Regions from separate parts of the Homo sapiens genome. Here region 1 is linked to region 2. A link is a contact called in ENCODE Hi-C or POLR2A ChIA-PET data. All regions are on one chromosome and are shown on one strand. Each heading gives the region's core, a stretch centred on a gene start or an enhancer-like site at or near the end of the contact. The rest is flanking DNA. Distances are from core to core; before and after follow the strand shown.

What was found. Hi-C counts contacts between places; a loop is a spot of excess contacts on that map. ChIA-PET counts read pairs that join two places held with the same protein, here RNA polymerase II (POLR2A). Pooled maps may share reads with other maps.
Region 1: a loop to region 2 is called in a map of naive thymus-derived CD4-positive, alpha-beta T cell, with 22 times the contacts of the local background. The contact joins the promoter of EHD3 here to the promoter of FAM98A in region 2. A Hi-C loop is called at or near these places in 1 of 168 maps with a recorded cell type or tissue (naive thymus-derived CD4-positive, alpha-beta T cell) and 7 of 50 pooled maps. POLR2A ChIA-PET finds 5 or more read pairs at or near these places in 1 of 52 experiments (CD4-positive, alpha-beta memory T cell).

What each region holds. Positions count from the first base shown.
Region 1 is chr2:31,229,565-31,235,657 of GRCh38, reverse strand. EHD3 (EH domain containing 3) reads right to left here and starts at 1,506. Exons shown (of 6, transcript NM_014600.3): 1 at 810-1,506. The coding sequence starts at 1,036. It also overlaps a transcript of CAPN14 not described here.
Region 2 is chr2:33,595,265-33,601,623 of GRCh38, reverse strand. It overlaps FAM98A (family with sequence similarity 98 member A), which reads left to right and starts at 2,325. Exons shown (of 8, transcript NM_015475.5): 1 at 2,325-2,455; 2 at 5,987-6,135. The coding sequence starts at 2,403. LOC105374455 (a long non-coding RNA gene) reads right to left here and starts at 2,279. Exons shown (of 3, transcript XR_939942.3): 1 at 786-2,279. RefSeq lists enhancers at 1,812-2,041, 2,182-2,231, 2,262-2,331, 2,882-3,071.

The DNA.
Region 1 (6,093 bases), core at 257-2,756, 2.4 Mb after region 2:
TCACATGCATCTAGGACTTAACATCCCAGGTCTGCTGCCCACTCTTTAGATGGCTCTGCACAATTCATTTAACTTCTCTGCGCCTCGGTTATCTCACCTGCAAACTCAGCAACTGGATGAGACAATGCCAATATCCCTTCCATCTCTAAGCGTCTTTAATATTATTATTAAGCCATTAAGATCAAATAAGAGAAAGGGGAAAAAAAAAGCATTCTGCTTCTGGACTCAGCTTCTGTTGAGTCTCCAAGATATATACACAGGAGCTCTGCTTTAGAGAAGGAAATGATAAAAGGAGGACAAGTAGCATCCCCAGGCCACCTCCGTTCCCAGGCCCGCACCCATCAGAACTCAGCTGCAACTGTGAGGCCCCCATGTGAGTGCCAAGCCCCTTGAAAAACAAGGGAAGAGGTTTTGCCCGTGAATGATGTGTTGCTAAAAAGTGAAGACGTAAGACATCCCCACCAACATAAGGCGCTCCAGAGACCAGGAGCTCTTCCATTGTGCCTCCTGGGCCTCGGTTTCATCATCCATAAGATGGGGAGACTGGGAATGGCTTTACACTTGAATACTTCAGGTTGACCACCACAGCCAAGGGCCAAGTAGAGTGGACAGGTATTGGGTAGGATGGGAAGGGGGACCAGCAAAAATTGTGGGGTAAGATTTTGACGCCTGCACAAACACAGATCTCTTCAGAGCCCTCAACTGAAGGCTTCCCATTGGTCCCCTGTCTGGGATGGAGCACCAGGAGTGACCGGAGGGACTAGGCGCTGGGCTCCGGGGTGGGCTGCCAGGACCCTGGGCCGGCTCACCTGATGAAGGTGGTCTTCCCAGTGGAGTACTGGCCCACCAGCAGAACCATGGGCTTGTTGTCGAAGTCGGCATCCTCCAGGGCGGGCGAGTGGAACTCGTGGAAGCGGTAATGCTCTTCCAAGGGCAGCAGCTTGCTCTTGTAGAGTTTCTTGAGCCCCTCACTCACCGTCTGGAAAACCTCGGGGTCCTTCCTCCGGCGGTCGTCCGTACCCAGCCAGCTGAACATCGCGGCCGCCGCTCGCCCCCGGCACGCAGCCCCAGGGGAAGACTCCTCCTCAGGGGAAGATGTCCCGTAGGACCGGTCCGCCGGGCTCCGAGCCGCGCCGCCGCCTCACCCAAGCGCGGGGCTCAGCCGCACCATGGCCCGGGCACGCGGCTAGGAGGGCCGGGAGCGCACTCTCCCTGCTCCTGGGACCAAGCCCAGCCGCTGCTGCATCCAGCAGCCCAGGCCGGAGGGAGGATAAATAATCTGGGCTTGAGGAGGAGGGGTGAAATCTTGGCAATTAAAGTTGAACCTGCAAGGAAACTGCCAGATGCCGGGGTCCCAAGCCGGGGTCCCCGATCGGCCCCCAGCCCTCGCCTGCTCTGCCCTGCGTGCAGCAAGGGATGCTTCGGCTCCGCTCCTGCCGGACCGAGGCGGCTCAGGGGAGACGGCGACGCTGCCCAGCCCGCGGACAGCTCTGCATCCGCAGCAGCATCCTGCAGCCCCAGGCGGTGGTTTAAATGCCAGCTGGGCAGGAAGCCGGCGCGCAGAGGAAGTCCCCTAGTACTGGCAAGGCAGGGCCGGCCCCACGGTTGCGGCGACGGGAAGCCGCGCAGGGCGCCGCCATGTTTGTGGGCAGGCGCTCAGCTCTAGACCTGCGGCCGCGCGGGGAGAGGGATGCTGACCCAGTCCAGTGGGAGAGTGCCGGTGTCTCAGTCTCCGCCTCTGGGGCTTCGATTTGGGAACAGCGCCCTCTCAGGGACGGCTGCGAGGACAGAGTTGACCTATTCATCACACTCCCTGCTTTGAATCGCCTCTCCTTCAGTTGCTGAGGTCAATTCCCTAGGAAAACAGGTACTCTAGTATTGGGGGATTTTTTTTTTTTTTGGCATAGAAAGGGGATCCACTATCAGGTTACACAAAATAACCAAAACTGTCACTACCCAAACTTTTAGCTAGGCTTAGGGTGAAGTCAAAATCGTTCCCATTTACTTATTCATTCATTCCAGCAAAACAAAACAAGCCAAGAAGCAAAATCCCTGCAAGTATTGGGAATTTATTATGGGGCAGTTACAATTTTGGTGACTGTGGATACAGAGATGAGTGCTGAACAGACTCTCCCTTCCAGGAACTCCAGTGAAGGCAGGCTTTAAAGAGGAGGCATGAGCAGAGGGTCATGGGAATACAGGGAGGAGTCACTCCTTTTGTGTGGCTAATTTGAGGAAGGCTTCATGGAAAGCATGACTGTAAGCTGGATCCTAAATGATGAATTGACATCCATTGTTCTAGGAGCGTAAGGAGTATTTGCAAAGGCTTGAGGAACTTGGTGTGTCCAAGGCAGAGTAAACAGTTTGGCATAGCTGGAGTGTAGGGTTTAGGAAGGTGAAAGAGAGTGAGGGAGGCCAAGCATGAAAGGCTTTGCCAGAGATGGGGAACCAATAGCAATGCTATTACTAATCATTGTTACATTAACAAAATGCTCAGCATGTGCAGGGGCCTGGGCTAAGTTCTCAGTGAACATTGCTTTATTTAACCTTCATGGCAGATCATATTATCTCCAGCATCATACTAAGGAGAGTGAGTGGGAACACTGTCCAGGTGTAGGCAAAAGCAGTGCATCGTGTGTAGAGAATTTAAACCCAATAATAAACTTGCTGAAAGTTGATGTGCTTTGTATTGGCACCATTCTAAACAGTGTAGTGATAAAACACTCCTCCCTGCCCAGGCTAATGACTCCCACTACCCTCCCTTCCACAGATGAAGAAGGAGTAGGCTATGGACCAGGCAGGAACTGGAATGCCAAGAGCAGTGTTGGAGGGGCAAAAGAGGTTGGGGGTTGATATGGTTTTGCTTTGTGTCCCCGCATAAATCTCATCTCTAATTGTAATCCCCATAATCCCCATGCGTTTAGGGAGAGAGCTGGTGGGAGGAGATTGGATCATAGGGACAGTTTCATTCATGCTGTTCTCATGATAGTGAGTGAGTTCTCGTGAGAGCTGATGGTTTTATAAGGGGCTCTTCCCACTTGGTTCCTCATACTTCTCTCTCCTGCCGCCTTATGAAGGACGTGTTTGCTTCCCTTTATGCCATGACTGTAAGTTTCCTGAGGCCTCTCTAGGCATGCAGAACTGTGAGTTAATTAAACCTTTTTCCTTTATAAATTACCCAGTCTTAGGTATTTCTTCACAGCAGTGTGAAAACAGACGAATACAGAGGCCAAGAGACCATTTAGGAAACTATTCCAAAACTTAGGAGACAGCTGCAATGGGATTGGAGAAGAGGTCAGACTCAAAAGATTTTTTTCATGGAATAGAATTGTCAGATCTTGGTATGTGATAAAAAAAAGAGGACATAAGGGTGAGGCACAGTCTAGGATGATTTTGAATTTTCTACCATAGGGGATAAGATCATTGGAGAAGCTCTTCCACTAATTAGGGGAGGCAGAGAGAGAGCTGATTTAGCAGACAGAGATAATGTGTTCAATCTAAAACGTGTTGCGTTTGAAGTGCCTGCAGGAGCTTCAAGAGGAGTGTGGTGAAGCTGCAGGGATTTCAGGGGAGGGGGGATTATCAGAGGCCAGTGCTGAATAGAATCTCCTTAGTTACATCTCAGATCTCCCGACTCCCTCCTTGAACCCCAAAACTGATCATCTCTTGTTGAGAATTCACTCAGATTAATATTTCACCCTTGGTGTTTAGCTACTACCAACATACGAACCTAAGGAGTAATATTAAAGATATTTAACAACTCACAAGGCATGAGAATCAAACACCCGGAACAGACACTGGCCTTCCTAGTGGAGCAAGGCTTGCGGCCCCGTGCCACGCCTGGTGTTAATACAGTGGCGTCTGGACCTTGGAGAGATCTGAGCCTGTCCCCGGAGAGAGGTCAGTATGGCCAGCGTGACAGGAAAGAAATCAAGGGGCCCCATTATGGAAGTATTTCAAGAATTTTGTAATCAGTACGGCCATGCCATTGTCTACTGCTGAATGTCTGTTCCGAATATCTAATTTACCAAGTGCGTGTTGACACATCTACTCCCGTCTCAGTCTTGAGTAGTTGAAATCTATCTGTTTAAAAAAGGAACTAATGGAGCATTTCTATAGACTAGCAATAAAAGGTCATGAAAGATAATATTCAAAAAAGATACTGTGTTCAAAAGAACAAAAACTTACGGATAAATCTGACAAAAGATATGCAAGATCTTTATGTGAAAAATAATAAAACTTTATAGAAAGATGTTAAAGAAGTTCTAAGTAAATGGGAGAGACATGCCATGTTCCATTGTGGAAGGATTCCTTGTCACAAACATGTGAATTCTTTACAACATGATTGATAAATTCAATAATTGAGAGATATGATTGAAATCAAAATCTAAATAAGGTTTTCCATGGAAATTGACAAGGTGATTCTAAAATGTATAACTTATAGAGCAATAGTAAAAAAAAGCTTAGATATTCCAGGAGAAGAAAGAAGATAAGAAGAATAAGGAGGAGGAGAGGGAGAGGTGGAAGGGGAAGGAGGGCAGAAAAAGGAGAACAGAGAAGAGAAGAGGACAACAGTAACATAGCAATGGCAACAACTAAGCGAAGAGGACTTGCCCTAGTGGACATTGTTATGGAGTTACAGTGGTTAATATGGTTTTGGCACAGAGACCAACAGAATAACAACACAGTAAATAGCCAGGAAATTTGGAAGCCTGACATATACAGAAGTTGCAATAGAGATTGCATATATATCACCACAAAGTCAGGAAGAGTTCTTTAAACAAGACGTCAGAAGCACAAACTGAAAAATGAAAAAAACTAAGTTTAGCACTAGCAAAATTTAAAACTTTCGTTCAACTAAAAATACAAAAGTGAGTGAAAAGATATTTCCTATACACAAAAACCCATGAAAGCACATCCAGAATATAGAACTAATGGCTGTGCATCGATAACAAAGACAAACATTCCAATAGAAAAAAACTTGGCAAGAGCTACAAAAATGTCTTTTACAAGAGGCTACATGAATGCCCTATAAACGCAAGAAAACATGTTGCATCTCATTAGTAATTAGAGAAATGCCAAACCACACTAACACTCCATACCCACCAAAATGGCAAGAATAAAAAGTTGGATGGTAGGGTTGGTGAGGATGTAGAGCAATGGGAGCTCTCATAAAATGCTGATGGGCGTGCAGGCTGGCACAAATACTTTGGGAAACAGTTTGGCATTGCTTAGTGAAGCTGAAGATGTGCATGTCCTATGACCTATCTCCTTCCATTCTATTTCAAGGCGTGATCTAGAGAAACTCTTGCACATGTGCATAGGGAGATAAGTCTTAAGAATGTTGATGGCAACATTATTTGTAGCAGCAAAAATTTATAAACAACTAAATGTCCTTCACCGAGTAAATGGATAAATGTGCCACATTCATATAAAATATATACCACACTGGGGTCTAGTTGAGGGTGGAGGGTGGGAGGAAGGAGAGGAACAAAAAGCAAGAACTATTGGTTACTAGACTTAACACCTGGGTGATGAAATCATCTGTACAACAGACCTCCATGACACTAGTTTACCTATATAACAAACCTTCACATGTACCCCCGAACCTAAAATGAAAGTTACAAAAAATACATACTCTACAGATGAGAAAAATGAGGGAAGTGGTGCTACCTATGCCAAAATATGGTGTTGAGTGAATAAAGCCAGAAGTAGGCTATTATGCATAGAATCATACAATTTCATTAATGTTTCAGGTCATGCAAAAACCACTATCTGTTGTTCATGGATGCATATGTGTGCATTGAAGTTTTTAAAAAGAGAAGCAAAGGAACATAAAACACTAGTCAGGAATGGGGTGTTCTCTGGGACAAAAAAGGGAAATGGAATTGGGGATGGGTACACAGGGAGCTTCAGCTATATACTATATATACACTGTTTTCTTTCTTTTTCTTTTCCTTTTTTTTTTTTTTTTTTTTGGACATAGGGTCTTGCTCTGTCACCCAGGCTGGAGTGCAGTGGCGCCATCTTGGCCTACTGCAACCTCTACTTCCTGGGTTCAAGAGATTCTCAGCCTGCCTCAGCCTCGCAAGT
Region 2 (6,359 bases), core at 1,076-3,575:
TGTTAGAAAAATTCTTTCTTATACTGATCTGATGCAAAAACCAGAGCTTCCTCACTTCCAAATCATTGTTCCTTTCATTCTAGTAAACTCAGTTTCAAAGAGGTCTTCAGATATCAGGTTCCATTATAAACATAAATAATTTCTAAATAAAATGCAAAAGATTCCTCGTAGATCCCATTAAAATGATGACAATTTTTTTTCTTTCTTTCTGAGCCTGCCTGGTAGGGAACACAATTTTGTTTAAGTAGTATTTAAAAGCTTTTTTTAATTGCAGAGAAAGCCATTGTAGAATTCCTTTAAACCATAATATATAAAAATTTCATATCAGCAATCCTTCATTTAAGCTAACGATGTGAATTAGAAAGAGAATACTATTCCTGCAAAAGCTGGATTTTTTTTAAAGAAAGAAAGGGAATACTAATACTTTTAGGGAAGTCATCACTCGTTCATTCACTAATATTGAACACAATATTATATTCAATATTAGTTCAATATTGAACACAGCTTACATCAAAAGTGAGTCAAGAATGAAACCCTTTTTCTTTCAAAATTGATTTTTGTATTAGGCATGACTTTTTGTTTAGCACCTTCAACAACCCTATGAGGAAAATAATTATTCAATTATTATAAGGTAATTATGTACAATATATACAAGTTTAAACAAATTCAACTAGCTAAATTTTCCTCTTTTCACATCCTGCGTATAAATCCTTATTTGACTAGTCAAAAAAGAAGGAATATGGATTTAGATATACCTCAATCTCAAAATCTAGTTTCATACTTACAGGCATTAAGATCGCTGAAGATTATTAAGCCACTCAGCCTTAGTGTCCTCATCTGTAGAATGTGACTAATATTCACACAGCCTTATGGTGACTGCATCATAATGGGCCATATCAAGTGCCCATGGTAAGTGCAGAAAACCTACCCCCACTTCAGATGATGCAAAATAAGGAAACTGAAAAAGGTACTACTGGCCGGGCGCGGTGGCTCACGCCTGTAATCCCAGCACTTTGGGAGGCCAAGGTGGGCGGACCACAAGGTCAGGAGATCGAGACCATCCTGGCTAACATGGTGAAACCCCGTCTCTACTAAAAATACAAAAAATTAGCTGGGTGTGGTGGTGAACGCCTGTGGTCCCAGCTACTTGGGAGGCTGAGGCAGAATAATGGCGTGAACCCGGGAGGCGGAGCTTGCAGTGAGCCGAGATCGCACCACTGCACTCCAGCCTGAGCGACAGAGCAAGACTCCGTCTCATAAAAAAAAAAAAAAAAAAAGAAAGAAAAGAAAAAGGTACTACTAAGGATAGGAACATCTATCCATCAGACACAAAAATGCTTGAGAACTATAGAATAAAATCAACAGGTATCAATATGAAAACTCTTTAATTAAATGCCTACACGATTTAACAGTACGCCAACTTATGGTTAAATATAGTTTTCTAAATATGCCATCACTTTGAAAACATTTCTGATTTTTCAGTAATTTCTAAACACACCCTCAGTAACTGCCAAGATATCACAACACATCCACATCGTGAACTCAATGTTTCACCCGGGCAAATAATGTCAAAAGTAATGACAGTACAGCCAAAAAGTTTATTCACTGTCTAAACTACGTGGATTTAAAAATATTCTATTCTATTTGCTATGGAGTGAAGCTCCCCTTCTCCTTAAAATAACATGCTTAGTGTCTGGGAAGGGCTTTAGACATCAGGTAGAGAATGCATGAGGGAAAACGACCCAACTTTCTGAACATCCATAGTCTGCGGAAAGTTGGCTCATCCCTAACCCTGAAATAAAGCTACTGCAGCCACGAGGAAATCAAATGGCACGCTATCTGCCGTCTGCACTTGGCCCGCACCCGCGTCCTGAAGACGGGAGCGCAAGAATTCTCCCTTTCTACATGACCTGCAAGCTAAGGCTAGCACATGCCGGCACCCTACGAAGAGCCACCCGATCTCCTGTCTGGGATGCAGAGACTCGGTTTAACAGCCGACTCCACCCGCGTCCCGAGACTCTTCCAAGCTCCTTCCCGGCCCGCCGCGCCCCCTACATTCGCACATGCGTACACCCAATAACGAGAGCCGAGAGCGCTCCCCTTCGCGTGGTCCCCACGCCCAGCTGCCACGCAGCCGGTCCTCCTACCCTTCTCTGGGCGGCTAGCTTCACGATCCAGTAACGCGCATGTGCAAAACTGCGGGCCCTGTAATTCTTTAGTGGGCAGGGGTGGGGCGGTCAGTGGGACCAAGTTTCTTGCGCACGCTCCGGACATGCGCAGTGCGGGAGCTGAGGCGCCAGCTGTGGATTTGGAAGTTCCGGGGAAGTCGCGCATGCGCGAGTGTACGCGTTGCCGGCGAAGAGGGGAGCCTGACGACTCGGAAATTTGAATACCACAGTAGCATGGAGTGTGACCTCATGGAGACTGACATCTTGGAGTCGTTGGAAGATCTAGGGTAAGATTGTCAGGGCACGGGTCTCCCAAGCCCCACGCTGCCGGCCCCCTGGGAACACCTCCTGCGCCCCAGTCTGAGACACCTGCCTCTCCACGCCGCACCCCGTGGCTCCTGGCTGTCGCTTCCCTTTGGCCCCGGCACCCCCAATGCCACGTCCACTGTCTGCACTGCTAGCTCGGGGTCCTCCAATCCCAACACCCCTAGGCCTGCCCAGTGCTCCCTGCAGGCGAGCTACCCGCAGCGTTTGTCAGTCATGCGTGTCATTGTCTGGGCTCTGATTTTCGCCACCCCCACTCCCCGAGCTTCTCTCCTCGCTTCATCCTCCTGCCCTACCCCTTAACCCCTCAACTCTAAAGGTTGCCAAAGTTGATTCTGCTTTCCTACTTGTTCTCCAAATTTCCTACTCCCATCTTGAGCCCCTCCTCCTACCCCACCCCACTTCTCTCAAAATTTCTCCTTTGCCCAGTCATCTCTGCATGCACCCAGGCTTCGCTAAGCCACTTGTATGGGCGCTGCATCTGTTCCGCTGGCCAGCTCGCTTGTGCATCTAACCTATCACCACGTCCCTGGGAACCACCAGCAGTTTGCTTTGACTCTGTGATACTCTGCCTCGTTGAGCCCCATTAGACCAGGGTCGTCTTCACCCACGAAGAACCTGCGTATTTGTTTTGCATTGTGTCTCTCCTTCTCCTGATATTTATTCAACCATAATTCATCAGTATCTAGAAGCTGGAAATAGGGTTTGTTATCTCACTGGGTCACCCAGATCAGTGTACTCTATTAAACTTGAGAACGTGGACCCTCTTGGGCTAAATGTGGTTCCAGAAACAAATTGTATGGTTAGATACTTACCTACAGGTACGGTATCAAAACAAAGTACAGATTTAGCTAGCTGTATTTCTAAGTAACAAGTTCTTTATCAAAATTTTCTCTTAGGTTTTTCCATGACAAGGAAACCTTTGAGAGAAACCTTTCTTTAGGAAAAAACACCTTGAGGATTCCCAAAGTCTGCCTATTTGAATAATTTACTACCCTAGTAGAAATTTTTAGGAACGAAGTAGTCTTGCTTATCATCTGTCTTTGTCACAGTGAAATACTATTGTTCTTTTCTTGGAAACTTGCTCTGAATTTTTATAAATATTCCAGACTTTAGGGGGCTTCTTTCTTTCATTAGGGCATATGTTAAAGTCATTCAGCAAAATAGTCTCTTTAGTTGACATCTCAGACTGAATCGCTTGTTCACACATGAAACCATTCATTCATTAGGACTTTTTTAGGAACAGTTTCTTTGTGGCAGTGTTAGGCCCTTAGAGTACAAGGTGAGGTGGAAGAGGGGTTCACAGGATACTGGGAAAATATGCTGTGAGGAGCCCTGAGGAGGGTCCCTTTACTGGGAAAGGAAATGAAATCCTAGAAGCTTCTTTCTGGAATAAATGACACTATAGTACTGTAGTGGAATGAGTGGAATGAAAGGAAGGGGGTAGACCTTATTAAATGTAGTCTTTCTGCATGGATAGTGGTCACTTAAGAATTGGCCACGGATGCTGTTTCTTCCCATTATTGTCTTTTTTTTTCCCCCTCCTTTTTTTAACTTTTTATTCTTTTGGGTACTGTACAAGTAATTGTTACTGTAGTAATTGTAATCACATAACTACTTGACATAGAGTGTAATGTAAACCATGGATTTTCTGAAAACTGTTATAAATTTTAACCTTAACTACTTAGTTTGGTGGCATTCAAATATTAAAAGTCAGCCTTAATTAACTGAAATGTACTTTTAAAGGATTAACTGAGAAATATTAGAATTAAATGACTACCTTTTCTATTTATTTATTTATTAAGAGATGAGGTCTTGCTCTGGTGACCAGGCTGGTCTCGAACTCCTAGCCTCAAGCGATCCTCCCACTTCAGGCTCCGGAGTAGCTGGGACTACAGGTGTATGCCACTGATCCTGGCAAATAGTCATCTTTTATCTCTTACCTGGCACACAGTAGGAATTCAGTAACTACTTGTTGAATAAACTAATGAAGTCTAAATGTGAAACTCAAGGAGAAACTTCTAGGCCTAGTCTTTTGATTTCAGTGTCTAATAATACATAGTTTATAAATCTAGATGCCAGACTACATGTGATCTCATTTTTTTATGTATGATTTGTTTTCATTTTGTTGCATATACTGTATAAACCTATAATCATATTTTAAAGGGTTTGAGAACTGTCATTTCTCTAACATACCTGTAGTTCTCAACATTATATTATCTTTTTTTTTTTTTTTTTTTGATACGGAGTCTTGCTCTGTCGCCCAGGCTGGAGTGCAGTAGTGCGATCTCGGCTAACTGCAAGCTCTGCCTCCTGGATTCAAGCCATTCTCCTGCCTCAGCCTCCTGAGTAGCTGAGACTACAGGCGCCCTCCACCATGCCTGGTTAATTTTTTTGTATTTTTATTAGAGATGGGGTTTCATCGTGTTAGCCAGGATCGTCTTGGTCTCCTGACCTCGTGATCCACCTGCCTCGGCCTCCCAAAGTGCTGGGATTACAGGCGTGAGCCACCACGCCTGGCCTAAACATTATATTATCTTAAGCATATTTATTGTATCATCTTAAGTAAGCATTATTATCAATATTTAAGAGAATGTAAAGCAATCTGAATAATATGTATTTAAGATTACTTGGAGTGACAGAAATCTTATATTTTAGAATATTGGTGATTGGAGTTCATTATGACTGTCATCTTTTATGAATGTTTGAACATTTTTAAATTTTTTAAAATTATATTGGAATCACTTACAAAGGATTAGGATTCAGATGCGCCAGTTCATTAACTGCCAATATTTATTAACCTAACCTGACGTTTCTTTGGTACTAGAATGTCTTACTAGTCTTAACTGGCATTAAATTTATAAAAATGATATAAATGGTTAACTGGAAAGTTTTTACTTTTAAAGGAAGTCATTAAAAACCTAACTAAGCCTGGGCAACATAGTAAGACCCCTGGCTATTTTATAAAAAATAAAAAAAAAGCCAGGTTTGGTGGCTTGTGCCTTCACTGCACTTCAGCCTATGTGACAGTGCAAGACCTCATCTCAAAATAAAAACATAATCTAGTTGTTTTCTGGAAAATTTTTAGAAAAGATAACCTAAGTTTTATTTCTGAAATAAGTTACAGTATAATTAGCTATTACTTGTTAATTTGCTTTTAATACTCAATTCAATTACAGTAAGAAAATAAATCTTTTTACAATGGAAGCTTTTAGTAAATGTACAGAAGTTGACATAATTTAGTAGTATATGCAATTCTGTTAGATATTCACCTACATTTTGAAAGGTTGAAATGCAGCTACCATTTAGCTGCTTTTTGTAATGGTTCAGTATAGTTCTAAATTATGTTTATATTTGTCCATTTAAAATAAAGATAAGTACTAACTTATCTTTATTAAATTATTGCTTATATAAATAAGACATAGATATGTTTTATCTGTAATATATTAGGTATGATTGTATTTTCTTCTGAAATGTAATTTCTTGCTCACCAGTTACAAGGGCCCATTGTTGGAAGATGGAGCGCTCTCTCAGGCAGTCTCTGCTGGAGCCAGTTCCCCCGAGTTTACCAAACTCTGTGCTTGGCTGGTGTCTGAATTAAGAGTGCTCTGTAAACTAGAGGAAAACGTGCAAGCAACTAACAGTAAGTAAACATTCACTTTTAGGTACAAAGTATAAAAATAACATTGAGGTATTGTCAACTGAACATTATCAATACTAAAGCTGAAAGTTGCAAGTTTTTGTAAATGTAAAAAATTTGTAAAGAAGCCAAGATTTTTTTTCCGTCCGTTGTTTTTAGAGGTGATTCAGAAGTTGAAATACCAGAATAAAGTCATGTAACTTAAAAATTCGTGGATGCTGAAAAGA